Regions from separate parts of the Homo sapiens genome. Here region 2 is linked to region 1. A link is a loop called in an ENCODE intact Hi-C map of the cell type or tissue named here. Cell type or tissue: GM12878. All regions are shown on one strand. Each heading gives the region's core, and the rest is flanking DNA. Links, peaks and the distances in the headings are about the cores only. Region 1 holds the start of LOC105377213 (a long non-coding RNA gene). Region 2 overlaps PASD1 (PAS domain containing repressor 1).

What was found. Hi-C counts contacts between places; a loop is a spot of excess contacts. Peaks named below come from ENCODE experiments on the same cell type or tissue, not always from the same donor. Only the 100,000 strongest peaks of a DNase experiment are listed, where the experiment ranks them.
Region 2: a loop joins it to region 1, with 4 times the contacts of the local background. A loop is called at or near these places in 2 of 110 quality-filtered maps.

The regions. Positions count from the first base shown.
Region 1 is chrX:151,507,234-151,523,313 of GRCh38, forward strand. LOC105373367 (a long non-coding RNA gene) reads right to left here. Exons shown (of 3, transcript NR_188661.1): 3 at 5,472-6,053. LOC105377213 (a long non-coding RNA gene) reads left to right here and starts at 8,318. Exons shown (of 2, transcript NR_135614.1): 1 at 8,318-8,447; 2 at 8,661-9,029. In GM12878, for the core only: no CTCF peak of the experiment used is centred there; no DNase peak of the experiment used is centred there.
Region 2 is chrX:151,568,067-151,584,146 of GRCh38, forward strand. All of the region lies in intron 1 of PASD1 (PAS domain containing repressor 1), which reads left to right. Among named protein-coding and RNA genes, the nearest start is that of PASD1, 12 kb to the left of the region's middle. In GM12878, for the core only: no CTCF peak of the experiment used is centred there; no DNase peak of the experiment used is centred there.

The DNA.
Region 1 (16,080 bases), core at 3,234-11,233:
ATTCGAGGGCTGGAAGCATCTAGCACAGGAGAAAGATGTAGGCTGGGAGAGGCTAGGCCAGTTTCTCCTTTTCATGTTTTTCTGCCTGCATTATATTCGCTGGCAGCTGATTAGATTGTGCCCATCAGATTAAGTGTGGATCTGCCTTCCCCAGCCCACTGACTCAAATGTTAATCTCTTTTGGCAACACCCTCACAGACACATCCAGGATCAATAATTTGTATCCTTCAATCCAATCAAGTTGACACTCAGTATTAACCAAACACCTGCTTACCACACAATACTGATGTAATAAATAAGACAAGATATATCCTGTAGCACTTTGTCAGCAGTGAAGCACTGTACATTTGTGAAGAATGGCTGCCACTATTGATGTCTCACCTCAATTGTCATTGCTATTGCCAGCAAAGGTTTCCTCAAGGCTCCCCCAGATCAAGGCATTGTATAATGCTCTAGGACTCTGGAGTGAGCTGTTTGCTTCTTGTGGAGCTAAAAGAGGTATCCTTTGAGAAAACACATGTATCAGCCCAACTCAGCTGTCTGCAGTAGATTACAGGGTTTTTCTTTCCTGAAAAGTTAAATCAGAGCAGCTCAATAGAAAATGGGACATTTTGAGGCCACAGCTAACTGTTGCAATAGCAGTGTGCTTATAAAGAACCCAGGGACGTCCCAGATGGAGTGACAGCTCACCCTTCATATGCAGAAAGTTTGCAGTGGTCAAATTCCAAGGATGCATCATGTCACAAGAAGAGTAAGTGTTCATTTGCAAAACAGAACAGAGCCTCAAGGAGACATCCAGTCCAGGAAGGGCTATACTCCACCAACCCCCAGAGTAAAGAAGGGTTTGCAACTCAGGTTTAAGGAGGCAAAAGTAAGAGAGCACCTAGTAGTTTTAAAGGAATAAAAGCACCCTTGTCCAAACACAATTCATTTCTAGGGCCTGAGAAGATTTTAGATATGTTAAGAAATACACTGTTTGGGCCGGGTGCCATGGCTCACGCCTGTAATCCCAGCACTTTGGGAGGCCGTGGCGGGTGGATCACCTGAGGTCAGGAGTTCAAGACCAGCCTGGCCAACATGTTGAAACACCATCTCTACTAAAAAAAAAAAAAAAAAAATACAAAAATTAGCCAGGCGTGGTGGCGGGCACCTGTAACCCCAGCTACTCTGGAGGCTGAGGCAGGAAGAATTGCTTGAACCTGGGAGGCGGAAGTTGCAGTGAGCTGAGATCACACCACTGCACTCCAGCCTAGGCGACACAGAGAGACTCCGTCTCAAAAATATATATATATACATATATATATAAACTGTTTGTAACAGCAGTAACTGCTTGGCTTGTAGTGGTAATTAAATATGTGTTGAATGAAAAAGAAATTTCTTTGCAGAATCACAAAGAATGGAACTTCAAAGAAGTAAAAGTTACCCTGATTTTTCAAAAGCAGAAAGAGGAAAATTTCAGAAACTAAAGACTGCATAATTTTGAAGGCTGGTTCGACATCTGTTCCCCCCCAAAATTGCTTTCAGACTGGAGGAACATCTTTTAATGATATGCACCACAGGACTCAGCATCTGACACTGCTGTCACTATTATACCATAGGTGAAGACATATGCACCAGCCAGGTTAAATTTAAAGATTCTCTGCCTGGCCTCGTGGAAATAGACTTATTCTTCTCCAGGGAGATGTCCAAGTATGAAGACAGGTCTGGACAGTTCAAGCAGAGTGGCTGGGTAAAGATCCAGGGAGTAAAGTGCCTGTGAATAATGGAAGAAAACATTCAAATAAGCAGAGCAGAAGGCAAGAGCACAGCCAAGGCGAGCAGGTGAGAGTATGCAGGATGCTTTGGAGGATAAGAGAGAAGGCCTGCTGGGCAAAAATGAAGAGTTTGTTTTGAGAAGAAGACTACAAGATGATAACATTGGTAGGACAGTATGCAGGGGCCAGATTAGGACAACCCAGAAAGCCTGGCTAAGAAGTTTGTGTTTTATGATTCTGGAAATGTGCAACGATTCATTGACCTATTCATTCACATAGTCAGTATACAATTATAGAGACCCTACTTTATGCCAGATCCTGGACCTGTTCCTGGCTAGGCATGCAGAGGTAAGGAAGATGGGATCCCTGCTTTCAAGATGCTCACTGTCTTGTAAGGCAATCCAGCTCCTCAATAAACATCTGATGACAAGAATGTGCCCAGAGAGCAGGCAGGAGGGTGTGTTAGGAGATTCACTGTGCAGTTGCTGGGGTTGGGCTTGAGGGGTGAGAATGCGTTCAGATGTGTTCAGGTCAGCGCTTCCAAAGTGCCCTCCCATGGGACAGGACTTGCTGTGTGAATGTGTACCCCAGGACAACAGGGAGAATTTTTCATAAGGAAAAGGTGTTACAAACATTTTCCTAGCAGATTTTAAATTTCTTACTTTCTAGATAATAAATGTTCATTGTTTTTAAAACAGCAATGATTAAACAGATAGTAGCTGGAATTCTTTTATACGCATTTACTTGGAACAACAAGAAGTTGCACCTTACATCATTCTCTCCTCAGGTTGTTTCAAGTTATGCCAGTGGGAGCCTTTTGGGGTAGGGCAGATCCCACCTTAGAAAATACACAGGGCAGCAGCAGAAGCAATAAGAATGGAAGCAAAAAACAGATGGTCTAGATAAAGACAGAAGGAAAGGGAACCAAATTGGAACAGGAATCAAGCTGACCAGAACAAGGCTGTGGCTCTCCTAGCATATGTCTCCATGACACACACGGGAAAAGAGGGTACAGAGACCTGGACAAGTCCAGAGAGCACCCGGCACAAGAAAGTGGGCTCATTTTAAATGGAAGGGATTCATGTGGGTATCAAAAAGAATGCCAGACTGGAGAGACAATTGACAGAAAGGCAACACGAAGAGCTCTGTGAGCCCTCTTCCTAGTGAAATAAATGGTGAATATTACTAAGGAACACAACAATTTAAAGTCTCGGGAAATTCAGAGAGTATTCAACAAATGGAGAAACATTTATTCCAAAAAATGTACTAAATATCAGTACGAGCAGCAACCAGCTCCCTCACCTGCCCCCCAGCTTAGCGTGACAGCAGCTCCACTCCTTCCAGCCATAGCTCAAAACAGACAGATCCTTATACAGCCAGTTTCCTGACTAAGGTTCTCCCCCCAACCCCAGTGGCAGACTGCCAGCATTTCTCATCCCCTCACCCTGCTCCACATTGCAGAAGCTTTGCTCCAGGAAAGAGTATCTGAGAAATCTAAGTCTCTCATTATCAGAGGAGAGGAGGAGGCGGGGAGAGGAAGGGAGAGAGGGAGAAACGGAGAGAGGTAGGGAGAGAGAAAGTATTCAAAGAAGCAGGTTCTAAGAAAAGATCAGTAAAAATGACAAACGTTTATCTAGGTAGACAAAGAAAAAAATGTGAGAAGACTCAAATTACTAAAATCATGAATGAAAGAAGGGACATCACTGCCCATTGTAAAGAAATAAAAAGGATAATAAAGGAATACTATGAATAATCATATACCAACGAATTAGATAATCAATTAGATAACCAAGAGGAGATAGAAAAATTCTTAGAAAGACACAAAATACCAAAACTGATAGGAAATCTAAAAAAGCATATAAGAAGTAAAGGGACTGAAGTTAATAATTCAAATAATCTCCCACAATGAATAGGCTAGGTCCACGTGACTTCATGACTGAATTCTACCAAATGTTTAAAGGAGAATTAACACCAATCCTTCTAAAACTTCCAAAAACTAGAAGAGGAAAGAACACTTCCCAACACATTCTATGAAGCCAGTATTACCCTGATACCAAAACCAGACAAAATCATCACGAGAAAAATAAAACTATACATCAAAATTCCTGGCCGGGCACGATGGCTCACGCTTGTAATCCCAGCACTTTGGGAGGCCGAGGCGGGCAGATCACGAGGTCAGGAGATCGAGACCACGGTGAAACCCCGTCTCTACTAAAAATACAAAAAATTAGTCGGGCGTGGTGGTGGGCGCCTGTAGTCCCAGCTACTCGGGAGGCTGAGGCAGGAGAATGGTGTGAACCCGGGAGGCGGAGCTTGCAGTGAGCCGAGTTCGCGCCACTGCACTCCAGCCTGGGCGACAGAGCGAGACTTCTGTCTCAAAAAAAAAAAAAGAAAAATTCCTAATGAATATTGACACAAAAATCCTCAACAAAATGATAGCAAACCAAATCTGCCAACATATTAAAAGGGTTATATAACATGACAAGTGGGATTTAGTCCGGAATGCAATGATTATATATATATGGATGTGTGTGTGTGTGTGTGTGTGTGTGTGTATGTATTGTCTACACTACCCTGATTTTACCTGTACAGTATTTTACAGACTTTATTTTAGTCAATTATTATGAAAAACACTGTGATTTAGGAGCCAAATAACCACAGCTGACCTGGGACCAAATTCTGCTTCCAGTTGCCTGTTTTTGTAAGGTTTTAGTGGGACACATGGAACATAGCCACACTTGATATTTACATATTGTTTATGAATGCTTTTGTGCTTTGATGGTAGAGTTGAGTAGTTGTGAAAGAGACGATTTAATGTAGCTTGCAAAGTTTAAAATATTTACTACCTGGCCCTTTACAGAAAATATTTGGCTGGGCACGGTGGCTCACGCCTGTAATCCCAGCACTTTAGGAGGCCGAGGCAGGCAGATCACGAGGTCGGGAGATCGAGACCATCACCAACACGGTGAAACCCCGTATCTACTAAAAATACAAAAAAATTAGCTGGGCGTAGTCCCAGCTACTCGGGAGGCTGAGGAAGGAGAATGGCGTGAACCCGGGAGGCGGAGCTTGCAGTGAGCTGAGATTGCACCACTGCACTCCACCCTGGGTGACAGAGTGAGACTCTATCTCAAAAAAAAAAAAAAAAGAAAAAGAAAAAGAAAATATTTGCCAAGCTGATATTTTCCAGATGAGAAAATTAAATATCCAAGTTCAATATCTTGCCCAACTTCATACTACTATGAATGTGGTAGGGTTGAGAAATGGATGCAAGTCACCTGGTTTTAAGGCCAGTGCTTATAACATATATCATACTACCTCATTATCTGATAGGACTGTTATCATCCCATCACTCCCAACAATGGTCCTCAGGCTTTAATATTTTTTTTCCAAGATATTGGCATTTTTTCACTTTTTAAATGATAAAAATATTAAAAGGTATCTATTTACCTCTGAATACTTTAGATACATTTCATAGACTTGATATTCACTGTATTGCTTTTCATTATTTTATAGTCTATAATATTTCATTTATTGCCTCTTTGATCTGTTGTTTGTGAGTTTTTACTTCTTCAATTTTGAGGTGGTTGCAATTTTTTTTTAATTAAAATATGTTAGGTAACATTTTATTTTCCAGTATGAATAGTTTTCCATGCATGCAGATTAAAGAATACTTTTCATATTATATTGTAAACCAAAAAGTATCTGAGACAGGTCTCAATCAATTTAGAAGTTTATTTTGCAAAGGTTAAGGACCCACCTGGGTGATATGTCTATGCCTTTCTCCAAGTATTATTTTGAGGGCTTCAATATTTAATGGGGAAAAGCAGGCTGGAGGGGAAAGAGGTAGGGTATGGTCACATTACTGAATCCACATATTGCAAGAGAAAAGGAGCGGTTAGGGGAAGGGTCAACTATGTATTCATCTCATGCTCTGCAAATCAGCACTTTACATAAGATAAAGTGAACCTAGAGTAGCTACCTGTGGAGATACTAAACCTTTTATCTGTAGCTATTTGCTTAGGAACAAAAAGAAAGGCAGCTTCTTGCATTACTCAGCTTTCAGCTTAATTTTTTCCCTTTTGGCATAGTGAATTGGGGTCCCAAGTTTTTATTTTCTTTTTATATTTCTCTCCCGTTTTCTTCTTAAAATCTTTCAGACAGAGCATTTTAGAAGAAAATGAGTCTGTGGTCTTGGGTTTTGTCTCATCTCTTGTGGCTAGGACAGTTTATTTTTAGACAAATAGGTCCCATGTTGTTAGGAAAGCTCATTTTTGGCAGATGATGAAGTCTCAAGTCCTACAAAGAAAAAATGAGGGGAGGAAAAGATAAGGGAAGCAACAATCAAATGAAAAAGAACAATCCTAGAAAATGACTGTAAGCCATATTGCTCTGAAATCCATACATCAGTAGGCAGGTATGAAAGTGGTTTATATACATAAATAGGTTATTGTTATTTTCATCTGAAGTTTAAGTTGTCTAGCTTCAGTTTACAGGGACTTAGGAAAAGCACAGCTTAATTTTTAGTGATTTCAAATCAGGAGTTTGGCTCTGTGTCTCCACCCAAATGTCTCCTAGAGTCTCTAGGGAGAGGGTGAGTCTTATGCACAATGGTGAAGAAGAACATTTCTCTTGGCCACAAATTGTCAAAGAAGCTTTGGATTAATCCCATCTGCTGATGCTGCTAACCTCCCTAGTGTTGTTGATTGAGCTCCCATTTAATCCTAGGGAGGAATGGGCTGCCTTCTGTTGTTAGATTGGGGGTTGGGAAACATCATGTCTAGATGACCTCTTTATTATATGTCATTATCCTTATATTGACATATTCCTATATTATATTAATTATATTAGTATAATCTTCCCTTAATTTCATTAGATTTTGTATATTAACGCAGTCACTTCAGCCTGTGCGTAACTCTATCATCCCTTTCTTCCAGGGACAAAAACCTGAATGAGAGGTCCTGTACTTAGGGAGGTAAATGAACTGAAATTGATCACACAGTGTCTCCTCCAAGAAGTTGGAAGCTTGTTATAATTGTTCATGAAAAATAATTCTATGAGTGTTTCCCCTTAAGGTAAGCTCTATTTCTTCAGAAGACCTCAGGAGAAGAAAGGGAAGTAGGATGTTAACAGAAAACAATAAAATAAGATAAGAAAATTATCTGGTGGATGAGGGCACATTTTGAAAAGAGCTTTTCACATAAGGTGGGCATGACTCTGGTTAAGCCAAGCTCCTTCCTCTATGCATTCATCAGTTTGAGGTTGTGATTTTCTTCATGCAAACACCCAGCACAACTTGGAGCATGTATAAATCTGCCTCATCCCCCTAACACTGTTAAAACTCAAGCCAGAGTATTATACCTGTTGAGATAAGCAGAGTTGAAACAAGGATAGGATACCCAGAAGAGCAAGTCTATTCAAGGAAGTCCCTCCCCTCCCCTCCTCTCCCCTCTCTTTTCTTTTCTTTCTCTTTCTTTCTCTTTCTCTCTTTCTTTCTTTCTTTCTTTCTTTCTTTCTTTCTTTGTCTTCTTTCACTCTTTCGTTCTTTCTCTCTTTCTCTCATCTTTCTTTCACAGGGTCTTGCTCTGTCACCCAGGCTGGAGTGCAGTGGCATGTTCATGGCTCACTGCAGCCTCGACTTCCTGAGTTCAAGTGATCCTCCCACCTCAGTGTCCCAAGTAGCTGGCACTACAGGCACGCACTACTATGCCCAACTAATTTATTTTGTGGAGATGGGTCTTGCTATGTTGTCAAGGCTGGTCTTGAACTCCTTGACTCAAGCAATCCTCCTGCCTCAGCCTCCCAAAGTGCTGGAATTACAGGCATGAGCCACCATGTACAGCCCTTCACTGAAGTCTTCATAGTCTGAAGGCGGTGGTTTCAGACTGGAGAATAGAAAACTGAGGAGAGCTAAATGGACACTAGAAAAGGTACGTGGAATAAAAAAGTTTCTTGGTAGTAAGCCAAGAAGTTAATGGTTTTCAAAATGCTTAGAGGATTTGTAGGTGGGAACTGGATGATTGACATCTCCACAGACACTTAAATATGGCCATGACATATTAGCATAAATTTTTACCATGAATAGATTGTAGGTAAGACATGCAACAACTAGATAATGGTTAAAGGTGGAAGAAAACAGAATGTACCACTGAATGGGTTGGCAGTAGAGAAAGGCTTTGGAAGACACACCCTATCCTTGCCATGTGACTCACCAGAACTGACATGAGAAGATGAGGAGGGTGCTAGGTCAGTTTGGGAAAGTTTTTAGGAGTGCTAAAGAAATGCCCCTTTTTTGTTTCAACCAGCCTGGCCTCCTCATAAGACTCCCCACTCCTCCCCTTGTCCCCTCCTCTTCCCCATGCCTGGCCCCTCCCCCTACTCTCTACTTCCCTATGACAATGTCCTGATGGGGTTTTGTGATGTCTAAGCCCCTCCCTGCAGGCCTACCATTGGCTGGGTAATGGCTTGCTGGCCAATCAAAGCTTAGGGGTGTGGCTCATCATTGTCCTGGAAGGGTTATATATAGGGAGGCCAGGTGACCCAGAGAAGACAGTTGGGAGATGCTGATGTGGTGAAGATGGCCAGTAAAGCACAAGCCTCCAACCCAGTTGTCGAGGGACAACCACCCACAACACCAAAGAGGCGAAGAAGAGGAAGGCCCCCTCTCAACCAAGATTCAGAAGCCCTCTGAAGGTGAGTGGCGCACCCAGGCTCCTCCTTGTCTTCCCCTTGATTCCTCCCTGCCTTCCCCTCTACTCCTCCCTCCCAAGACGCCTTACCCTGTCCTCGCCTGGCACAACCCCCACCTCAGCCTGTACCCTTCTCATGAAGCCCCTGTTCCCACCCCTCCCCCATCCTCTTCCCCCAAACCAATGCCCTTCTGTGATCTCCCTGTTGTCCTTCCAGATTCCCAAGACAACCCGGAAGGGAAAAGAGAGTCTTTGAGGGAGTTCCAGGAAAAAAGCCACTCCCGAAAGACCGCCGCTTCAAGAAAACCTGAGGAAGGGAGAGGGCCAACGCTATCCAGCCACTCTGACCAGCTGAACGAGGAACTCAATCAAAAGGAGCCACAGCAGGACCAGGAAAGTGAGGAGACTTCCACCATCTCCAGCGTCTCCCTGGACAGCCAGTAATTTCAGGGCAAGTTCAAAGGACTAGATCTATCTGAGAGGTCTCCATAGGTCTAACCCCAGAGAAATAGCCAAAAGGGTCTATGGTACATTTTACACACAACAGGGTACCCCTCATGGTGATGAAAATAAAATGAACCTGTTGTAAAATGATTTGAGTGTCTGCATGTTCTAGGATGGTGGGGAGGGAAGGAGGGAGGAGGTGGTGTGTGGCAAGCGAGGGAGGTGGGTGTTGCGGGATTGGGGTCAGACTGACAGGTCCACAGTTAATCAGACAAGGAGGATAAGGATTGAGTCGGGACTGAGCACTGGAGGCAAATTTCCACTTAAGAGGCTGGCTCTGCTTCTTGCGAGGTTGCTTTCAGAAGGCCAAGGGTCAGCTCAGCACTCCTGGGCTACATGCTGTGACCCTGGGGGACTGGGACCAGGCTTGCAACTTTGTTCTCTGGCCCCTTGAGGTTAAGCACCCGCTGTGATGGAGGGGCCAGAGTGTTTGTGTTGTGTCCATGGCAACAACACTGTGATGGGGGCTGCTGGCAAAAGTGCTCCAGCAGGGCAGCAGAGGCCCCCGTGTGTGAGCATATGCAGGGTGGCAGAGGTCCCCATGTACGTGTGTAGGCGGGACAGTGTGGGAGGCTGCAGGTGACTGCGTGGTGGTGAGGCAAGGCTGCAGGTGCAAGGTGGTGGGGGTCCGTCTGCAAAAGTTCTCTCACAGTTGGGCAGGATCTGCCAGCAAAAGAACTATGGCAGTGGCCGCTGGGAAGCTGAGGCTGCGCTGCAAACGGCTGTGGCTAGGCAGGGACCTTGGTAGATGTCGGCAGACAGGGGGCACTCAGATCATACTGGCCCCATCCCACGGCTAAGACAGCCTTGCTCTGTCCAGGTCCAGCAGCTAACAAAGGCTAGAGCCACCTAGAGGAGTATGGAGAGTCTTGAGGAGTGGGCGTCCACGGCCATGCTCCACTGCAGCCGCTCCTGCGCCAAACCCTCTGGGCTCCATGCAGGCTAGAGTTGTGTCTCTGCCAATTCTCCAGGAAGTTCTCCCTGCCAGTTCAGATGTCCATGGTGGTTGTGGGGTCTCCTGCAGCTAGAATCTCAGAGGTCCGTGGCAAAATTGGGCTACTCCATGCCCATTTCACTCACCCCTTCCCTAAGAGTTGCTCAGGGGCAGGAACTAAATACTGCTTCTTGGCAACCCTGTGCAGGGTTCCCAGCTTCCTTCTCTTTCAGCCGGGGGTCTGCGTCTTTCCTCTGTCCACTCTCAATGCCTTCTTTCTGAAGATCTGTTTGGAGTGTGCTGGTCTACTTGACGGTCTGATCTCTCTCAGTGAGAGAAACTCTTTCTGGCTGCATCTAGTTGGCCATCTTGGCTCTCCCCCTCTCCCTTCATATTTTGAATGTCCAAGATATTATTCTTGGTTTCTAAATGCCCCTTTTTATGCCCTCCTTGTCCTAAATTAGACCTGAATATTGTCTTGTGTCTTTGATGACATCATTTGTAGATTTCTTTGAAGTTTTATTTTGTTCCCTGCTGTGTCTCTGTTTCATTCAACTTTCCTGTTTTTGTTGGTTACTATGTTTACTTTTGGTCTTGTGTTTCATGTAAGCAACTTTCCTTAAATATCTCATAATTCTTGGCCCACTGTCCATGAAATTGCAGTGGAATTGGTGGATCGTATAGTTGCTCTATTTTTAGTATTTTGAGGAGCCTCCAAACTGTTCTCCTTAGTGATTGTACTAACTTACATTCCCACCAACAGTGTATGAGGGTTTTCTTTGCTCTGTATCTGCACCAGCATTTGTTGTTGCCTGTCTTCTGGATAAGCCATTTTAGCTGGGGTGAGAAGATATCTCATTATAGTTCTGATTTGCATTTCTCTGATGATCAATGACGTTGAGCACCTTTTCATGTGCCTGTTTGCCATTTGTGTGTCTTCTTTTGAGAAATGTTTATTAAAATATTTTGTCCATTTTCTGTTGGATTATGAGATAATTTTCCTATAGAGTTGTCTGAGCTCCTTATCTATTCTGATTATTAATCCCTCGTCCTCAGAGGGGTAGTTTGCAAATATTTTCTCCCATTCTGCGGGTTGTATCTTCATTTTGTTGATTGTTTCCTTTGCTGTGCAAAATCTTTTTAACTCGATGTGATCTCATTTGTTCACTTTGGTTTTGGTTGCCAGTGCTTGTGGGGTATTACTAGACATTTAACTTTTAAACTTTTGTTCTTACATTTCTGTTCCAGACCTGTTGTTCTATAAAATATTTGGCTAATAGTAATAAAAGTATCTGGCTTCCTGTATAAAGTGATTCTAATGTATTGGCTTGACCAAAGTTTAAAATATCCCAGCATAGGGATTTCTAATGTTTAAAAAACCCTGCAAGGCAGTATAGTGCAATGAGAAGAGTACTAGGTTGTGAATCAGTAGACATGTAGCTTAGTTTTAGCAAAAAATCCCTGTGTCACCTGGGGCATGTCTCATGCCCTCTTTGCTCCTGAAGTCCCTTCTGTAAAAGGAGTTGAAAGTAGATGCTTACCAAGATACCTCAGTGCTCAGAGACATTCAGAATTCTATTAATAGAAATACTTTTATATGTGTTAGGTTACTGGCTATTTGATATCAGGTAGTCTGGGACTAAAATGTAAAACCAAAGTTACATTGTAAGTAAATATGGCCCCTTTTAAAGTTAAGTTATATTTAAAACTTGGTCAGACAATAACTTAAACTGAAGAATTTAGTCGTTGTGAAAAGTAATTTTTAAAGTAGAAAAGTGCCACGTTTTACTATCCTCTGGCACAATCAGAAAAATGATACCTAGAAATGGAAATTGATTTGTTTAAAATTGAGATAAATACAAAATTGTCGGAGCCATGGAGAGACCCAGCATCCAAATAATAAATCCAGTACTTTAGAATATACCAATTAGACTGTATTCGGAGCTCTACACTCTCTAGTTATAGAAATAAAATAATCTCCACGTCCACCTTTGGATATATCAATACATGTGTTAAAATTGATGAAGCTATGAAATTGAAAAGTCTGAGGTCTTTTTGGTCTCTAATCTTATTTTTGTGGTCATTTACAGACTCTCAAAGTTAGATTTTGATTCCGTTCTGTTTCTTCTATTTCAGCTATTTTACTAGCTGCAAAGAAGCTTCTTCATAGGAAGGCTAATGTAATTCTTACAGATTGCTAAAAATGAAGAATTCAACGTTACTTTTGAACTTCCGTGTCTGATTGATTCTGAGGAAAATATTAGGAGTCAAGTGAAGGTGATATTTTTCAAGAGAGTGATTATGACAAATTTAATACAGTATTAAAATATCAGGGAAAAGGGAACCTTCTGTCTTTTTTTTAAGTAGTAGATCCTAAATTCATTTCATAACAAAGAAATGCGCTGACTTGATCAGAAATGTTAATATAAAAAGTTGTAGAATTTACTAAATGGTGTTTGTTTTCTCCAGTCTTCATAGTCAAACTCTAAATTATCCATATGGATAACTTCTGTAATCAATCAACTTATTCCGCAAAAATCATTTTTAAAGGGTTTGTGTTGGAATATCTTATCTTCAGATTCTATAAATATCATAGTTCCTAACACAGGTATGGTCAACTAGGTGGTTATTTTGAATCCAGATAAAAGGAGAGTTAAATCCTTAAAATGTAAAAATAAACTGTAAGATGGGCATAGTAATATCACTGTTATTTCTGGGTGAGTCAATATCATTTTCTTACTATATCATGCTCATCATATGTAAAAGTGTCTCTCCTATATCTAATCCGAGGTCTCCCAGACTGTATTTCTGGTTTATTAGCAGGCATGAGACAATGGTGTTTTTTGTATCATAATAATGTCTGAAAGATTCCACATGAAAATATAACCCAATATGGTATTTTTAAGTGAAGTAGGATTCTGACCTAATGTCTTATTTTACAGATTTGGAAATTTGAAGTCCAAAGAAATTTAGAGACCAGCGTGAGTTTCCATAGTAATTAGTAACTAATCTGTGACTCTTTCCTCCCAAGCTAGGATCTGTTCTACTGCATATCAAAAATAAGAACTTTTCAGATAAAATTACAAATATCTCCAGGTTTTTCTTGACAATTTCTTTTTCAATTCTACTCTCTTTTCTATCAAAAACTATGCTGGACTGCATCTTTTCCACAAAAACTTTGTAGATAGTTAGCTCACAGGGGCTTGTACCATGAATTAAATCCGGTGCCTAATGGAAATGATTGGCTATAGAAGGCACTTAATTGTTTTTTTGTTGTTGTTGTTTTGTTTTTTGAGATGGAGTCTCGCTCTGTTGCCAGGGTGGAGTGTAGTGGTGCTATCTCAGCTCACTGCAACCTCCGCCTCCCGGGTTCAAGTGATTCTCCTGCCTCAGCCTCCTGAGTAGCTGGGACTACAGGCTCATGCCACCATGCCCAGCTAATTTTTGTATCTTTTGTAGAGACAGGGTTTCACCATGTTGGCTAGTATGATCTCAATCTCTTGACCTGGTGATCCACCCACCGCCGCATCCCAAAGTGCTGGGATTACAGGCGTGAGCCACTGTGCCCGGCCAATTTTTTTTTTAATATAGCAAATATATTGTTTTTTAATATAGCAAACAAACAGGTAATTGTCATTATTTTCAAATAATGCATGACAGCTGAGAGAAATCACCTGCTTTTTAATTTGAAAAGTAATTTTTTTAGCCATTTTCAGTTAAACAATTTGGCAATGTGTATTAAGGACCATAAGACTTTTCTTGACTTAATAATTCCATTTTTTGACTCTAAGGAAATAGTATTATGCATACCATTTCTTTGACACTATTCTAAAGCAATAGTTTTATGCACAAAGATGGTTAACACATCATCCTTAATCATAAAAAGAACGTAGGGAGTGAATATACAAGGTTTACCTATTCCATTCACATGGCTGGACAAACAGCACCTACTGCCTGTGATTCAGCATTAATTTGATGTATTTAGGGCCTTTTGAGCATTCATTTCCATTCTCATCTCCTGTGGAACAACTCAAAAAGGACCCTTGCCCTTTTGTTCATTTCAAAATAGATTGATCTGCGTTTGAGAGAAGATGCAGAAACAACTTAAATGTACAATAGTAGAGCTATTTTAACATAAATTATTGAATCTCCACACAACTTGTTATTATGCAGCCATTAAAATCAGGTTGTATAATTTTATTTAATAATATGAAGAAGAACTTTATTATAATGGTAACTTCTAAAATCAGAAGATAAAATTGTATGTACGATATGGCCTCAATCATGTAAAACAAATATAAATAAAAGGGAATATGCCAAGATAGTATTGACGATTACCTCTGCTTAATGAGATTTTTTTGAAACTTGTTTTTCAAACTTTTTGTTTTTCTACAATAAGTATGTATTGCTCTTATAATCATAAAAAGAGACAAGATGATGTATGTTCAATTGTTCCAAAATGATTAGAATAAAGTACTTGAAAAATAATAGTGAAACAGACTGTTTTCTTTCTCATGCATTATTTATAAGGAAAATAATTCCTATCAGTCTCTGTTTTCAAAAAGCACAATGTGTACTCTTCACACCATTGCCAATACAATGCTGACGTAATATTGGTAAAAAGCACAAATGATACCTCCAGAGACCTCTCTGTTGATTAACTGGTCCTTCGAAATTGCTAAGTTCTAATGAAAGGGTCACTTAGTCTCCAACAAACATAACATTTTGTCCATGTCCTCTAATTTCACACAATGACAGTGTAATTTAAATATATATGGTTTTGAAATTTTCAATCTAGTTTGAAGAAGTACTATGTAAATATTTTGAATATTCAATTTAAAGTTCAACATAATGGAGTAGCACCTATTTAACAACTATACTGTTCCACATGGGGACAAAGACAACTTTCCGAAGTTTTAATTGGTAGGGACCATTTTGTACAGAGATATTACCTTCCTTTGAATAGTCTTTGTATTTATGTGGTACTGGCTGCCTTAATAGCTCACGAATCAGCCGATAGATCATCTGTTCCTATTTGTTAGATACTTCTCTCAGATGCAGATTAATCTATTTTGAAATGAACAAAGGGGCAAGGGTCCCTTTTGAGTTGTTCCATAGGAGATAAGAATGGAAATGAATGCTCAAAAGGCTCTTCATACATCAAGTTGCTGCTGAATCATAGGCAGTAGGTGCTGTCTGTCCAGCCATGTGGATGGAGGTAGGTAATTCAACCTTACATATTCTCTCTCTACATTCTTTTTGTGATTAAGGAGATGCATTTCCAAAATGGTAGGTTGACAGTGTCTGGGTAGCAATAACTAGCAGAGAAATAGTACACACATCCTACTTCCTGCACCTCATTCTTATAGAAGGCACCAACTAATCATCAGGCTTGATCTAGCCCTGTTCTGGCCCTTCCATTCAGTAAGTTGTTGTTTTAGCATCTCTTTGCCCTCAGCTACCCAGTCTTTATCTTCATGCATCATCTCCTCCCTCTGTGTTCTATTCCAACCTTGTAACTCCTCATATAACATCTTTCTTTCTCATTTCCCAGGACCAGACCCTTCCAGGTCTCTGATTTACTTCTGCTTTCATTCCTTGGAAACTGGTGTTGATTTACCTATGACCCTGACCTCTAGCCCCTTCCCCCTCACCCTACACACGGCTCTTGTGTAGAGGCTCCCTACAGAGCTTTAGACAGAGCTGGCTTCAAACATCTGCTGAAATTAACCCTTCACATTTTACCATTTACCAGAGCTAAGACTAGTTCAAATAAACAAATAATTAGAGTTGAAAGAGATATGTGGATGTTCAACAACAAACCAACATGCAACATTATCCAGAGGGGCTATCTAAATTAGAGCTTATTTTACCACATCAGTAGGGAAGTATATAATTTGAAAACATTCAGAGGGAATCATTTTCTACTCTTGTGCCTGACGCTAAACATTATCCAGTCCCCCAGTCCAATGTTGCATATTAACCCATTTTCAAGTATTAGGTGTGAATAAATACTGCATTCAGGTAAGTGAAGGACACAAAACTCCATTTCCTGTAAGGCAAAGTTGATTGCATCCTATTCAATGTAAAGCCAGGAGGTTTTAGGAAATCGGGCTCAAACATTTTGTTAAGTCTTGAACATTTTTGTTAAGGCACTGTTTTTAGGGCCCTATTGCTTGCATGCACAGGGCAGCTTGTA
Region 2 (16,080 bases), core at 3,427-11,426, 61 kb after region 1:
GTCCCAGTTTACACTGAAACTTTACATTTGCCCCTTGTCCTTTATCAAGGGCTTAAGATGTCGGCAAGGCTTTCTCCAAACACTATATAAATATTAAATTGACTTCCAAATGTTGTTTATGAGAACTAGAATACCGTTCTTGTTATTTGATATGTATTTATGGAGTGTGTGTGTTCTGACTTGAGTCTAGCTAATGTCCCAGTAGGGTAGGATGTTTTGGACGTTGATGAGTTTTTCTTCTGATTCTATTTCTAACAGTTAAGCACATTGTTTAGGTAACTGGTTGTTCCTTGATTATAGAGTGTTCATGGCCACTAATAAATGTCCCCCATATTTAAATATACAAGTTATACCTTTGGGATGGCAGGGAGCTAAGGGCCATCAGCTCTTTTATATGCTAATACCTGAGATCAAGGCACACGATATTATTCAATCAAGCTAATATTTAGCTTTGGAAATTAAAGCATAAATTCATGAATGTGAATAGTGTTCTTCTTTCTGCATTGATATTTAACCATAATGTATGTATGCACACAATGTTCCAAGATTTCTCTTTGTTTTTATTTTTTTGATGATGTATGTTTCACTTGCTGCAATATTTGTTGATTTCATGAATACTACTGATATTTAGGGAAAGGATCCAAGAAGTGTTGAACTCCTAGTGTGTCTTTCTTTAAGCTTGTCTCCTTGTTAAGGTGAACCTTAACATTCAAGGTTATGGTGATCCTTATCATTTGAGACATTTCACCGAATATATGGGTGAGCAATGCACCTTAGACTTTTCGGTGAACTTCTCCATCCGTGTGGTATCTGATCCTCCTGAGAGTGGCCATATGCGGTAGGGAGGCCAGGGCTTAGCACCATTTTGCAGGTACTCAGACAGGCTAGGTGACTTGCCCAAGATCACACAGCTAGTGCAGAGCTGGGACTAGATCCCAAGAATTCTGACCTCAAGAGGGGTGTTGATTTCCATTGATTTTGCAATTCCCCCTACTTAAGTCACTGGATTAATAATTTTAAAGTGTGGATTAAGGCAAGTATATTTTGTTGGCTTGCTCTCCTCTAACTTTAGGTCTCCCAGTTGGGAGAATGAACTTGTAGGTTAATAGTTTCCTAGTAGAAAGCAATAAATATATTCCTTAGTATAGACAATAAATTGTGGCAGTTTCACTCTCCTCCTTGGGCTGCGTCAAGATCACTTTGAAACATTCCTGGGTATTCTTCATACAGGACTTAGGGCTGTTTACTCTTTTCCGTCTCCCATATCAGCCTCCTTTGCCAATCATCTTCAGAAATACAGGTGTAAGCTGTGCTGTAAGGCATGAACCACACAGCACTTTGAAATGAGAAAGCTTTAAAGTAACAGGCAGGAATTTGAGGGGGAAATTGAAAAGTCTTTCTGCACAAAATGATTGTACTTTAAGGTGAAATTCACAAAGTCAATCAACATGAAGAATCTGGAAACTCTCATTGAGAGTTCTTTCATTTTTTTATACATTCCATAAGAAACAAGGTAGAGCTTTCATGTAAAGTTCTAACTTGTGATTAGAGAAGGCATTTGAAGTGTATAGAACAGAGAGTATATTGTAGCTGGCAGCCAGGGCATTTGCAGAGCTTCACGTTAATGGGCAAGTGTCTTAACCATCAGCATTGCGAAAAGGAATGGCACAGGAGTGAGGGCTGAGGGTGGGGTGGGGAGAGGGGCTCTGGCATCAGGTAGCCAAGAGTCAGCAAAAATTAGAGATAATTTTAAGTGAGGAGGTCCATAGCCTTTCTTTCAGGAAGTGGAAGGTTTCCTTGGCCCCTTTTTCTAATTTGAGAACAATGTGGCTCATACATTGTCAACCTTTTCACTCGGTGGTATATATTTTTTGACCTTTTATGTGATATTGATACTTAAATTATATATCCATCTTAAATTAATTTTGTTGCATATAGATTTTTATGTGTGGACATAGCCCTTTTTAAAAAATTATTCAACAGCTTCTAGGAGACAACTTCTCTGCTTTTTGGGACAAGGCAGCCCTGCAGTAGGCAGAACAGTAGGGTAGGATTCAGGAGAACTGGGGGTTAGGCTGGGGATTACTTGAAGATAAGGGATTTAAAGGAAGTTAGGATTCTGTTCCTCTTCTCAAAGTTGAAATAAAGTAAAATAAATTAGGAGAAACCTAATTAGAAACCTAATTGCTAAAGGGTTTGTTTCCCTACTCAGACTTGCCCTGATTTAAAAACTGTATTTACAGAATGTTCACAGCCATGTAAAATAGACTGGAAAGAAATACTCTAATGTGGCAATGTTTCCCTCAGAGTGGTAGAATTATGCTTGTGTTGTCTCTCCTTTCTATTTTGTAAATTTGGCACTCTTTAAAAAAGAAACCTAAAATAAATTTCCTTTTAAAAAATGAAATTCTAAAAAGAAACAAGAAGCCTGGCTCGTTCCCAGCATTCTAAAGGGGAATGATTGTAGAGCTCCACAAAACTGGCCAAGGAGCTACATAGTGATGAAAGGGTTTTGATCTCTTTGGGAAGTATTGTAGGGAACAGCTTTGCTGGCACTCTCACAGCCCCTTTCCTGTGTGGAGATTGGGCTGTGGGACCTTTGTCTTGAGTGGTAAATGCCCAGCATGCCGCCAGAAGCCCTAGCTGTGGTCACTCCCTCATGGAGCACCTTTTCGGTCTGAGGCTGATAATTGTCCTGCTTCTTATGTGGTAAGCTGTCAGGACTGTGGGCTGCCAGCTGCCTTAGCTTTACTAAAAGGAGGTGGTTGATTCATTCTTTTACTGTGGATTGTCAGCTGAATAAAGCGGCCCACCACAGCCTTAGGGACAAAAGCTCTCCATTAGGATTACACTGCCAGGTTGGAGAATGGCCCTTTAAATGCTGTACAGCCTCAAACAGGGGCTGTATTAAGCTGACCACCTTTATGCAAATCTCTCTCCTTTGTCCAAAGGCCCCCTCATGACAGAGGCCAGCTAAGCCTTTATGGACAGATAGGCTTTGTGCAAGGCTGGGGGATCACCCAGGTTAGGTGTTTCCAGGAAGAAAAGTGGATTGAGGCGATTTTGTAAATGTCACTGCTAATAAATTGAACATTGGCAAACTTGCACTTAAGACATTACTTGGGAAGAACAGATTATTAAAATGGAACAAATTGAGGTGCCATAGAGTTCTGGAGTGCTGAAATTGTTGTCCTTTGGCATTATGCAAAACAACATTATGTCTTTATCTGTCTTTTCCAGTTCCTTTCTAGTTTCCTCCCTGATCCTGAGCTGCTTTGTTTTTGTCCAAAGTGGAGAGGCTGCTCCCATCTGTGCTCATCTCCTCCTTAGTTGCTTTGGCTCTTTTCTCTCTCCTTGGTGCTGTGTTTTCCCTCCACCCATCTAATAGAATATTTCCAAGGTCTTATCTTCTTTTCCTCATGTCACTCCCTTGGGGCGCTCAAGTGACTTGTCTAATTTCAAATATTCTCTGTGAACATGTCTTATAGAGTCATGGATTCCCCAAGCTGAAAGAGACTTCCAAGTCATCTGTCCGACTCATGTCTATGTGGTCAAATTGACAATTCTTGTCAAATAGAGGTTGGAGTTTCTTCCATGTTTCATTGATGCCTAAGCATGCAAGAGAACCTAAAGTTGATGACTTTTCTTTCAGTACTTTTCCATGATTCAGTTTTTCTTTAAGAAAAAACACTCTCCCCTTTTGACCTTCAGCTACTTTAGCCTCCACTGCCCCAGGCCCATAACAGTAGCAACACATCTAATTCTTAATCTTTGTTCCTTCTCATATTAGTCTGCCTCCTTCATAGCATGTCTGGGAGTCATCCTCTCTTGCAACCTTTTTCTCTTCTTTCTGCAGCAGCTAACCTCGAACCCCTTCTCAGCCTGTCTGCTTGAGCTCCCCTTGCATCACCTCTTTTAAAATTAGTTTGATCTTGTGAGTCAATTCTCAGAAAATTTGAGTAGTGCCCAGCTACCTCACACAGTAAATAAAAATGTTAACATCTTCAGTTAGAGAATCCAGCCTGACCTGACGACTTTGATTTTCTCATTTGATTTTTCTTAACACCTTTTAACATTCCAGCTGCTCAATTTTTAGAGAATTATTTTGACAGTTGTAAGTTATAAGAGCTATAGCTCTTCTTTGAAATAATAATATTTTAATTTTTCTTTAGGTCCTTTTGATTTACAAAAACCCCCCACAACAACAACAATAATAACAATAGCAATGAAAACACCAGACACAGTGCCTTGCCCATAGTATGTTTGGGGGCATGAATGATGAATAAATAAATAAAAGTATTTGAAATCACTGTAGATAACTTGAGTTGCCCAGAAGCCAGAAATGTAGAACCCGCTGTCCTGGAAACTGTATTCTTTCTTCCTTGGTAAATTCCTACGGCATCAAGTAGAGGAAACCTTAATAAATACGGACTGGGAGTGGCCTAAAATATTCCACTATAATCTGTAATACTTTCAGATTCTTTACGGTTTAAATTTTTCTGTTCATTTATATATGAAAATCTTTCTGTTTAAAAAGTTCTTTAATGAAGTGTTCCAGTATCATTTTCTCTAGATTGTTTTACTGATTGGCTGTCAATATTTTAAATTGAAAAAGGACTGGAGACAGAGAAAAACTTACCTATCAAATTCTTAATTAAATGATTCATGAAGATGTCTTTTAAATGGTTCATTTGAAATATACCTTTATACGAACAGGAATGGCTATCTCCATATTAAGTCATCTGTATAAGTTCGTTCTTGCATTGCTACAAAGAAATGCCTGAGACTGGGTAATTTATAAAGAAAAGAGATTTAATTAACTAACAGTTCTTTAGGTTTTACAGGAAGCATGGTATTGGCTTCTGGATGGAGCTTTTACTCATGGTGGAAAGTGAAGCGGGAGCTTACACATCATGTGGCTAGAGCAAAAGGGGGTGCAGGAAGATGGGGTGGTGACGGGGGGTGGGGGAAGGGCATGCTGGGGGTAGAGGTTGGGGGTGGGGGGTAAGGCAGGGGAAGTTTTGGGGTGGGGGTGGGGGCTGGGGGTGGGATTGGGGGAAGGTGCCACATACTTTTAAATGACCAAATCTCCCAAGAACTCACTCACTATGGAGAAGACAGCACCAAGCCATGAAGGATCCACCCCCATGATCCAGTCACCTCCTACCAGGCCCCACCCCCAACCTCGGGGATTACAATTCAACATGAGATTTGGACAAGGACAGATATTCAAACTATATCATCATCTGTCCTGCATGTTTTCCTACATTTTTTCTATGTCTTAGGTCGTTCTGTTCCTGCATCTCATGATCTCTGGAGAAGTAACAAGTTCTTGATTTTTCACAATTTTCAACTAGCTGAATGTTATTCTTCATAGTTTTACAGGCTATGTTTAGATAGCCTTGTGTTGCTGAGAGAAACTTACCCTATTCGCTGCAGTGATCGGGGAGAGACTGACAATACAGGACTTTGATACAGTACCAAGTAAGGCAGGTGCCATAAGGGTAAAGGCAATGTGCTGTGGAGATGGAGGACAGAGGATCAGAAAAGGCTTATTGGAGAAGATGCTTTGGGGGAAGTGCTTTGAAAGATTTATATTACTTCATTAAGTAAAGATATAGGGAAGGACATTTTAGGCAAGGAGATGATCATGAGCAAAGGCTGGGCAGTATGAATGAAGAGTGAGTGTCTGGATAATAGTGGGTAGTTCCTGGAATTCAGGAATGTTGTGATTGGAAAGGTGAATTGGGTTGTATTGTAGAGAGCCTTGGGTGACAGGCTGAGACAGTTTTATTGTGGTGATGCTTAAAATCTCCAGACAAGAACACATGTGATTGTAATAGGAGAGCACATTCAATAAATATTTGTGGAGAAATCATATATTGAACTTCTTGTATTTCCCCTTTACTAACATGTTGTCTGTAATGAGGCAAGGTAGAAATGAATTTAATAAACCAAACCAAACTCAAACCTGTCTAACTAAGTGGGTTCCAAAGTCCACATGACTACTTTTGCTTGCTTCACAATGGCTTCAAGTGACAAACCTTGTGAGGGGATCTTCCTTGAGGTCACAATTGTGCCAAACAGGTAGTCCCAAGTGCCAGTCACTAGTGAAGTTAAGCACTGGGCATAACTGCCAACTGTGGGCACCTAGCCAGGTTCTTGCCAGATGCTCCTTGGCTGATGTGAATGAAAGTCATCTGTTGAGGAGTGGCTCCAGTTCATGTCACTGGATGATTCTTGAGCTTCTGCCCTGTGCTGGGTGCTGCAGACAGGGAGAAATCAGACCACATTCTGGCCTTGTGCTCATACTCCACTGGGGGAGACAGACAAGGGGTCGAATAGTGATCATACCTCTTAGAAAGTGACAAGTGCCCTGAGACAGTAGCAGACAATGAATTCTAGAGGGTTCAGGGAGAAGGAAGCTGAGGAAAACATTTGTGAGAGTGCATTCTACCTGAATCTGGAAAAACTTGAAAAAAATGATGTACTTTGGGATTCAAGTCCATACATCCAGGTTACACTTAACCTTTACACCCAGTAGATGCTGTGGGGATAGATATATTTTGCCAAACATCAGAAACAGATTGCTCTTTTGGGACTACACTATTTGGCTTTGGCATTGGTATGCTCCAGAGGCAAAAATGGTGTGTCCCTCAGAAAAGGCAAGAATACTATTTGCCTAAAGTGAAGCAAGTCCATAGAATCTGTTAAAAGAAGTTTTTGAACATCAACACTTACATTTTCTTCTTTTTTTATTAAAAAATAGAGACGAGGTCTCGTTGTGTTGCCTAGGCTGGTCTTGAACTCCTGGGCTCAAGGAATCCTCCTGTCTCAGGCTTCCCAAAGTGTTGGGATTACAGGTGTGAGCCACTGCTCCCAGCCATCACGCACTTTTGTATCTATAAACCAAGGTAAAGATTACAAGTAAGAGTTTTTACATTGCAGAAAAAGGAGAATTTCCTTAGAGGCAGATGTAAACACCATCTCTAGGGCTTGTATCAAAGACCACTGGACAAAATAGCATGAGAAAGCTCAGTCCCTTTGGTCAAGTAAACCATCATGGTGATTGCAGGGGGCTGGAATTGGGAGGAGACTAAAGACATTTGACTTCGTGCAAAAGCTAAAAGCAGTTTAAGACCATTTTTTTTTTGGCGGGGGTGGGGGGAGGTGATGAACATTCCCAGTTTCTCCAATCAATAGCATTTCTGTGAGAATTGTAACACTATGAAAAGTCATTTCTAATCTGGAAAGTCTTGGTGGTTGAAAAGTTTCTCTTACCTTTATTTTCAGTTATGTGATTATTGAATTCCCTGGTGTTGTTAGATGGGCTATTTTTTATTTAAAAACATCTCTTTTTTCTAAGATGATCTGGATAGACTATCCAGTGCCCATACATAACACTCATCAGTTTTTCAATCTCTCATTCTCAGGTAAGAAAACGATTTTTGTCTTTCAGACTTTACTTTTGTACTTACCTTTTTATATTTTACTATGTACTTGTAATGGAAGTAAGATTCCTCTGTAATTTGAAACGGATCATCAAGTTGTAAGTGGGGAAAATCTAAGTAATGAGCTGGAATTTTTTTTTTCTTTTTTGAGACGAGGTCTCTCTCTCTCTCTGTCACCCAGGCTGGAGTGCAGTGGCATAATCATGGCTCACTACAGCCTCGACTTCCAGGGCTCAAGCAATTATTCCACCTCAGCCTCCTCAGTAGCCAGTGAATAGCTGGGACTACAGACATGTAGTGCCATGCCCAGCTAATTTATTTTTTATTTTTAAAATTATTTTTATTTTTATTTATTTATTCTTTTGAGACAGAGTCTCACCCTGTCACCCAAGCTGGAGTGCAGTGGCACAGTCTTGGCTCACTGCAACCTCCACCTCCCAGGTTCAAGTGATTCTCCTGCCTCAGCCTCCCAAGTAGCTGGGATTACAGGCACCTGCCACCATACCTAATTTTTTTTTTTTTGTATTTTTAGAAGGGATAGGGTTTCACCATGTTGGCCAGGCTGGTTTCGAACTCCTGACCTCAAGTGATCTGCCCCCCTCGGCTTCTCAAAGTGCTAGGATTACAGATGTGAGCCATGGCGCTCAGTCCTAATTTTTAAATTTTTTTGTAGAGACAGTGTCTCCCTGTATTCTCCAGGCTGGTCTTGAACTCCTGGGCTCAAGCGATCCTCCTGCCTCACCCTCCAAAAGTGTTGGGATTGTAGGCGTGAGCCACCATGCCTAGCAATAAGCTGCATTTTAAAATAATAACACCTGAGTTAGTAATTCATACAATGCTCAGTCAGGCTTAAAGCATAGGCCAAGATGTAACATCATTCAAATAGTCAAAATCAACTCTTATCCTAGTGAATTGATTACATGTGAAATTGTGTAGCATCAATAATAAAATTATCTGTTTATGGATGTTCTTGATTTTCACCAATGACAACTACAGATTTAAAGTGCAAATCATATTTTATCTTGAGATTCTACTTGATCACTTTAAATGTAGCACTCTTCTAATTTCCCTCAGAGAATTATAAAATCAAGTGAAGGAAAGAAGATGTCTTAGTTTTGATAAATTGGTGATTGTAGATCAATAAGAAGTGTGTGTGTGTATGTGTGTGTGTGTGCACACGTGTGTATGTGTACTCAGTTGTAGAACAGTTGCAAACAGAAATGAACTTTAATGTTAATTTTCGCCAACTACTGTAATTTTATGTTTATATAGATATTATATGATTGTATTCTATCAAAACATAGCATATATTTATTGCCATAAATGTAATTTGTTTTTTTACATGATTTGCCATAAATGTAATTTGATACTTCTGTAATTAAAAAGTAAATAGATATAGAAAATAGATTTATAAATCTTAAGATATAACAATTAGAGCTCATTCTCACCCAACTCTTTCAAATGGGGCATTTTTCCAGCTATGCGGCTCGTCAATTCTGTAAATATATTTTTTGAAATTACATGAGACAGCCCAGTGCAGTGGTTGTGCACCTGTAGTCTTAGTTATACGGGAGGCTTAGGTGGGAGGATTGCTTGAACCGAGGAATTATTAATAGAAGCCAGCCTGGGCAATATAGTGAGACCTCGTCTTGAAAGAGAGAGAGAGAGAGTGAGAGAATGAGATTTACATTTCTGTTATGCTAAGTTGCTCATTTAATAAAAAATTCTCAATAGAAACACAAATTATCCTTGCACAGCCTTGAAATTCCATTTTGGGACCATTTCCTTAGTATAGGAATTCTACTGTGGTGGTATATACAGTGAACAGATTTTACCTTGTTTCTGTCTTCAAAGTTATTTCAATGGCAGGGATTAATAGCATATTAATTTATGGCTCATACTGTTTGCCTGAAGGAGACTTATCTTACACAGATAATTCTGACAGAGACATATACCATAATGCACAGTCATTGCAATTGTTTTGTAAAAGAAAGGTTAGGTGAGAGTCTTTATTTATTTATTTATGAGATGAAGTCTTGCTCTGTTGCCCAGGCTGGAGTGCAGTGGTGCGATCTCGACTCACCAAAACCTCCACCTCCCGGGTTCAAGTGATTCTCCTGCCTCAGCCTCCCGAGTAGCTGGGACTACAGGCATCCGCCACCACGCCCAGCAAATTTTTTTTGTATTTTTAGTAGAGACGGGGTTTCACCGTGTTAGCCAGGATGGTCTCGATCTCCTGACCTCGTGATCTGCCCGCCTCAGCCTCCCAAAGTGCTGTGATTATAGGCGTGAGCCACTGCGCCCGGCCCTGAGAGTCCTTTATTCTTCAAGTTGTTTCCCAGGTATTTGGGCAGGCTATGCTGGGGACCTTTATGGGAGCACTTTGAACTGCAACCAGTAAACCAGTTAAAAAGGATCTCTGCTATTACCACATTCATCTTTCCCTGGACCATTCATAAACCTTGGAGGGGATCCTAAGACTAGTATTTTTGTCACAGAGACCATTCAATATTTGTTAGGCTTTCAAAGTTTCCATTTTGTCATGTATAAGCCAAAATGCATGCATAGGTGTTTGAGGATAGAAAGTAAAACAAGACAAAGACACACTGAAGTCATTTTGGAGATTCTCTGTGCTCCTAGATCTATTAAAAGTGCTGAGATGTCTTGTGTCAAGAAATCTGCTTCAGTGTATTTAACCAGCATTTTTCAAATGTTCTCCGCTAAGGAACACTTAATACCTATTTTTATTTTTGCTTAATCCTGTTAACATCTTTTGGTATTCGTGTTCTGCAGGACCAGTGACCTTTAGGAAAGTTGTTGTTACCTGTATGATACCATTTTATATATATGATCAATGGTATTTGGCTCAGCTATATTGAATTCCCCAGGAATAATATTGACCAGCTATTTCTGGGCAAGAAGACCATCAGCTAATTGCAGTGTCAAACTTCTTATGACAACTGGTCATGAATGCTTTTGTGCCAAATTCTCTGATGTGTTGACTAAGGCTCTGGCAGGTTTGAAGGCATCAAAAACTCCTGAGGTATCTCCAGTAGATTCAAAAACTGGCCTTGCAGGCTTAAGAACTTTCTCTGCTGCAGAGACAACAGAAACAAGCCTAACTCCCCAAATCCAGAATGAATCTGTTGACTCAGTCCCCTCTGATCTTAGATGCTGTTGCTTGGGGATGACATTTGCCAGAGATTTCTCCCCTCTCCCTCTCCTCTGAGTGGCTTTGAGATGGTGGGTTTTGATAACTGAGTTCACCTCGTTGGAGAGAAAGTGTGGACACCAGCATCACAACTGTGGTGAACAAAAAGTCTCCTCCCCTTCCAAGGAAGCTGGGAAGGTGGATTGCTTCACTGAAGAGTTAAAGAAAAGAGTTTTAGAATATATTATTTGATTTTTTTTCTTTTTTCAGGATCATCTGTTGGGCACTTAAGTCACAGACCAAATCCCATTCCATGTTCCTGAGAACCCGTCCTTTAAAATACTGCAGAAAAATGGGTTTGCCTGTAGTTTGACAAATTAACTTTTCTTTAAGGAAACAGTAAAATGTGATTTTCCCATTCAGCAAAACTTAGAAATTCTTTGCATCAAATTTCAGTGAGTTTTATTTTTAGTGTATATGATTGGAATTCTGTTTAATACATAATTTTGAAAAGTCAGCATCTGTTTATATTGTGTATAAGATAGATCCAGTGTGGACAATGTCATATAAAATGTTAATCTTACAAACCGGTAAAGGCTTCAAGTTTAACTTAAGCCTGTTACTAACTTTGCAAAATTTTTTAATAAGGTGAGTGACTAGAAAAACCCTAGTTTCTATAGATTTTAATAAACTCAAGTGAGGAAATATATATAAAATGAAGTTTTACCCTTACATGAGTAATAATAGAAGTTTTAAACTGTTATGCAGATCTGTAGAATCCAAGTCAAAGGATAAGTTGTTATTCAGCTTTTGTAAGGAGCAAAGGAATAACTGTAGGAAGCTTAAAAGCTGTAGACATTTTAGGGAAAGAGGCATAGTGAAATGGACATGAGAGTAATGTAATCTTGACTCAATTTTAACTTTTTAAGCAATCATTTGCAAACCCCAATGCTTTAACTAATATTAAAACATGATTATTTCATTCATTTATTTATTCATTGAATAAAAATTATTGGGAGAAAGTGAAGATGGGAGGTGTGGAGGAGATGTGCAGGAAAGAAAGAGCCTCTATTCTGGGTTGTTGGAGGCTGTCATTTAGTACTTCACATTATTTTTCTTGTTAGACAAGATTACACATGTTGGATTGCCTCAGTGGATTGAAATGGAAATTCTATTGAAATATAATGGGTGAAAATAGTTTTTCTTCTATAATGGTTTGCTCTCTTTATCTCAGTAGCAGTGCAGTCTGTTTTCTCTGTGAGTCTAAGAATGACAGCCTGAGCTTTTCATTAGCCAGGGAACCCTGAGCTTCACTCTAGCAGAGTTCAGGGCATTTAAGAAAAAGTATGATTACTTTAACCCAGGTACTTCCCTGCTGTCCATAACACCAGATGCTGACCCTCTGTGCTTCTGTTTCTGTATTCCATCTGTGCTCTTCATTTTTATTTCTCCCTCTTAGCTTCCAGAACACTTTACGTATAACTTTTTAATGGAATTTATAAATTTTGACCTTGTATTCTAGTTATCTATTTACAAGTCTGATCTCCAAAGAGCAGAACAAATTGGCTTCATCTCTTTATTCTCCAGAGTCAGCCACAGAGTCCACACTTAGAAAATGTCTATAAAATGAATTAATGTTAAATGAATAAGTGGAATTTTTACAGAGGACTCTTCCGGAAAGATGTGTTACATGATGTGTGTTATCTTTAGTTCCACAAACGAGTCTCTACTTTTTATATAAAAGCTATCTGGTAAAGAGAACCAGGATATTAGAATATGGGATTTTCTCCTGTTGACCTTTTCCTTCGAACATGCTCCCTTTACATCATTTCTTTTTTTCTTTTTTTTTTTTTTTTTTGGTGGAAGTAGTCTATATATTATTTTGGATAGTGATTACACTTGTCAGAATTCATGAGACTGAAAATATGTGTATTGTATATTGTTATATCTCAATTAAAATATTTTAGAAAATAATACAATATAAACATGCAATACAATAAATACAATAATATAATACAATACAGTAAACATAATGATATATGTCTCTCTTGATATGGAAAGATGTTCATGGTATAATGTTAAGTAAATTAACTTGGTTAAAAACTCTGGCTACCATAACCCTTTGTGCATATATATCAAGGTAGTGAGTTTTTAAATTTTATTCTTTAATGTCTTTCACATTTTTCAACTTATTTTGAATGAGTATTTTACCAATAAAGTATTGTTTACTATACAGTAAAAAATTTAAAGTACATCCCCTGCTTATTAAAACTGCAGAAATTATTGAACCATATGAGAAGTTTATTTTTATTTCTATTAAATTACGAGGCTGCCAGATCACTTGAGGTCAGGAGTTCAAGACTAGCCTGGCCAACATGGCGAAACCCCATCTCCACAAAAAATACAAAAATTAGCTGGGTGTGGTGGCACATGCCTGTAATCCCAGCTACTCGGGAGGCTGAGGCACAAGAACTGCTTGAACCTGGGAGGCGGAGGTGGCAGCGAGCCAAGACTGCACCACTGCACTCCAGCCTAGGCAACAGAGTAAAGCTCTGTATCAAAAAAAAAAAAAAAAAAAAAAAAAAGTAACAGAACTGTAGCTTAAAAATAGTCATGAAAATTTATTTAAAAATGTCTTGGGGCCAAGTGCAGTGGCTCACACCTATAATCCCTGTGCTTTGGGAGACCAATGCAGGAGGATCCCCTCAGGCCAGGGGTTTGAGGACCAGCCTGGGAAATATAGTAAAACCTATCTCTACAAAATTATAAAAATTAGCTAGGCATGGTGGCATGCACCTGTAGGTCCTAGCTACTCAGGAGTCTGAGGTAGAGTATCACTTGAGCCCGGAGTTTGAGGTTGCAGTGAGCTATGATAGCACCACTGCACTCCAGCCTGAGTGACAAAGGCCCTGTCTCTAAAATTAATTAATTAATTTAATTTAATAGAAATACATCTTTTCTTATAGATGAACTATCAGTTACATGTTTTGAGTTTCTCATTCTTCATTTTTGGTAAATTCTCTGGTTGATTTCTTTTGGAGAGGAACCCATATTAGAACTTGGGGACAAAATGATGAAAAAGGAGAGAGGAAAAGAGCAGGATACAGGAATAGTGTCCACTAATGAACCCTAGAAAGAGAGGCCATGAACAGCCAGCTCTGTCAACTCAATTTTGCATAGCTCTCAGTTCAATGAGTAGCTGAAATAGATAGGATAGAGTTACAGTGTGTGAAGAGTAGACAGGAAAATTTCTCTAGGAGGTGTTCAGGGGCAATATTCCCAATAATATGTCCTTGAATCTTTTTTTTTTCTTTTTCCTTTTTTTTTTTTTTTTTTGAGAAGGAGTCTCGCTCTGTTGCCCAGGCTGGAGTGCAGTGGCACGATCTCAGCTCACTGCAACCTCCGCCTCCCGGGTTCACGTGATTCACCTGCCTCAGCCTCCCGAATAGCTGGGATTACAGGTGTGTGTCACCACGCCCGGCTAATTTTTTGTATTTTTAGTAGAGACGGGGTTTCACCGTGTTAGCCGGGGTGGTCTCTCTCCTGACCTCGTGATCCACCACCTTGGCCTTCCAAAGTGCTGGGATTACAGGCTTGAGCCACCGCACCTGGCCCCCGCTTTTTTTTGAGACAAAGTCTCACTCTGTCACCTAGGCTGGAGTACAGTGAGTGGCACAATCATGGCTCCCTGCAGCCTTGACCTCCCAGGCTCAAGTGATCCTCCTGCCTCAGCCTCCTGAGTAGCTGGGACTACAGACCTGTACCACCATGCCTGGCCTGTCTTTGGATCTTGAGTGTATCTAAGAGTATCAGCCTTGGTTCAGTGTCATGGTCCACTCAGATATGACAGCAACAAACACCCAAAGGGGCTTTAGGAGAGCTCTAGGTGGGAGAGAGATGTAGCAGGGGCCTAGAACTCAAATACTGGAGGGGGAAGTGATGAGGCAAGGATGGAATGCACTTCAAGATTCTTACCTCCTCCGAAGCCTAAAATGCTGCTGCACTTCAGCTTTGATACTGTCTAGAGGTTTGAAGTGCACTGGACTGTCACTCCTTGCTATAGACCAGGAATTCTCAAATATTCAAATCCCGTGTCTTAGCAATCACTGTCAAGGGACTGAGCTCTTAACATGATGGAAACCAAACTCTCTCTCCTATTTTTTTTTCAACGAACAACACTGATGTGTTTACAGACACTTTGTCAGCATAGTTATGATTTTTTGTGAGTTTCAAGAGCAAGATCAATTGCTGAAAAGTTATTGGACATAAATGTAATTGCTACAGAACATCAAAGTAATTTGTTGATAGGCAAGGGAACCAGAATTGGGAGAAATGTGGGATGTTCGTGCTTAGTCCTAGTGAGCTGAAGGTCACAGATGGAAATTGGGGGTGGGTGTAAGCAGGGTGGTTGGGAAACAACACGTGACACTTGCAGATGGGCAAGAGTGTTGAAAAAGGGCCAATGCTAAGTAATGAAAAGGCAGTACACTACAGCAAGTGAGTGCTCAGGCACTGCCATGGACTCCCAGGATGGCCTTGGGAAAGTTAGCAAAAATATTTGGAACCCATTTTCCTCATGTGTAAAATGGGGAACATAATGCCTGGGATGTGTAGTAAGTGTTTAATAAATATCACTTAATGTTATTACTATCTTTAATTATTCTAAAATCTTATACTTTTCTACTGCTATAAATCTAAATTCACTAACTATGGTTGCATATGAGCCCCATTCCAAGGGAGGTTTATTGCTTAAATATAAAAGTAACATAAGGAGGATGGTTTCATCTCCAAGGAACTCTTATAACAAGGGACCTGAAGACAGATTCCCTGTCAAGTCCCAGCGTAGTTTTTTTTGTGTGTGTGCTTTGGAAGAAGAATGATAGTAACATACTCTTCATAATTAATTAAAAAACTGGCAATATTTTTCAGTTCTACCTGTCTTTTAGATTTCACAGACTGTTTTAATCTTGATGAAATCCTTTCTAATTGTGGAGTTATAATGATTGACTTCAATGCCTCTCCTTATTGACTGTGAACTTTGTGAGGACAGAGACTGTGGCATCTTCATCTCTGGATTCTCACACTTGATATTGCTAAGGCTGGCTCGGAGTATGCACTTTGTGAATGTATTGGGAATAAATGCAGTACTTCAGCTTTTTGACTTAAGGTGCTTTCATGTGTCCCAGTCCTAGAAGAATTCAGGCTAAGTCTAAGGGAAATCAAAAGAAGATCTAAAAGAGATAAAAATTTACTGATAGTTCTATCAGTTCTCAGCTAGATTTTTATAAGATGTCAATTTGGAGAAGAGTATGAATTTAATGGATTAATAGAACAACAAGGTTGGTATATAGGCACATTCCTAGTGAGCAGAAGGTCACAAATGGATGGAAATTGTGACATAGCTAGAAATGTAAGGACCATTAACAATAACTTTGGAATTCCCCTCTGAATCCCACAGTAGACCACTCTCATTGGGAA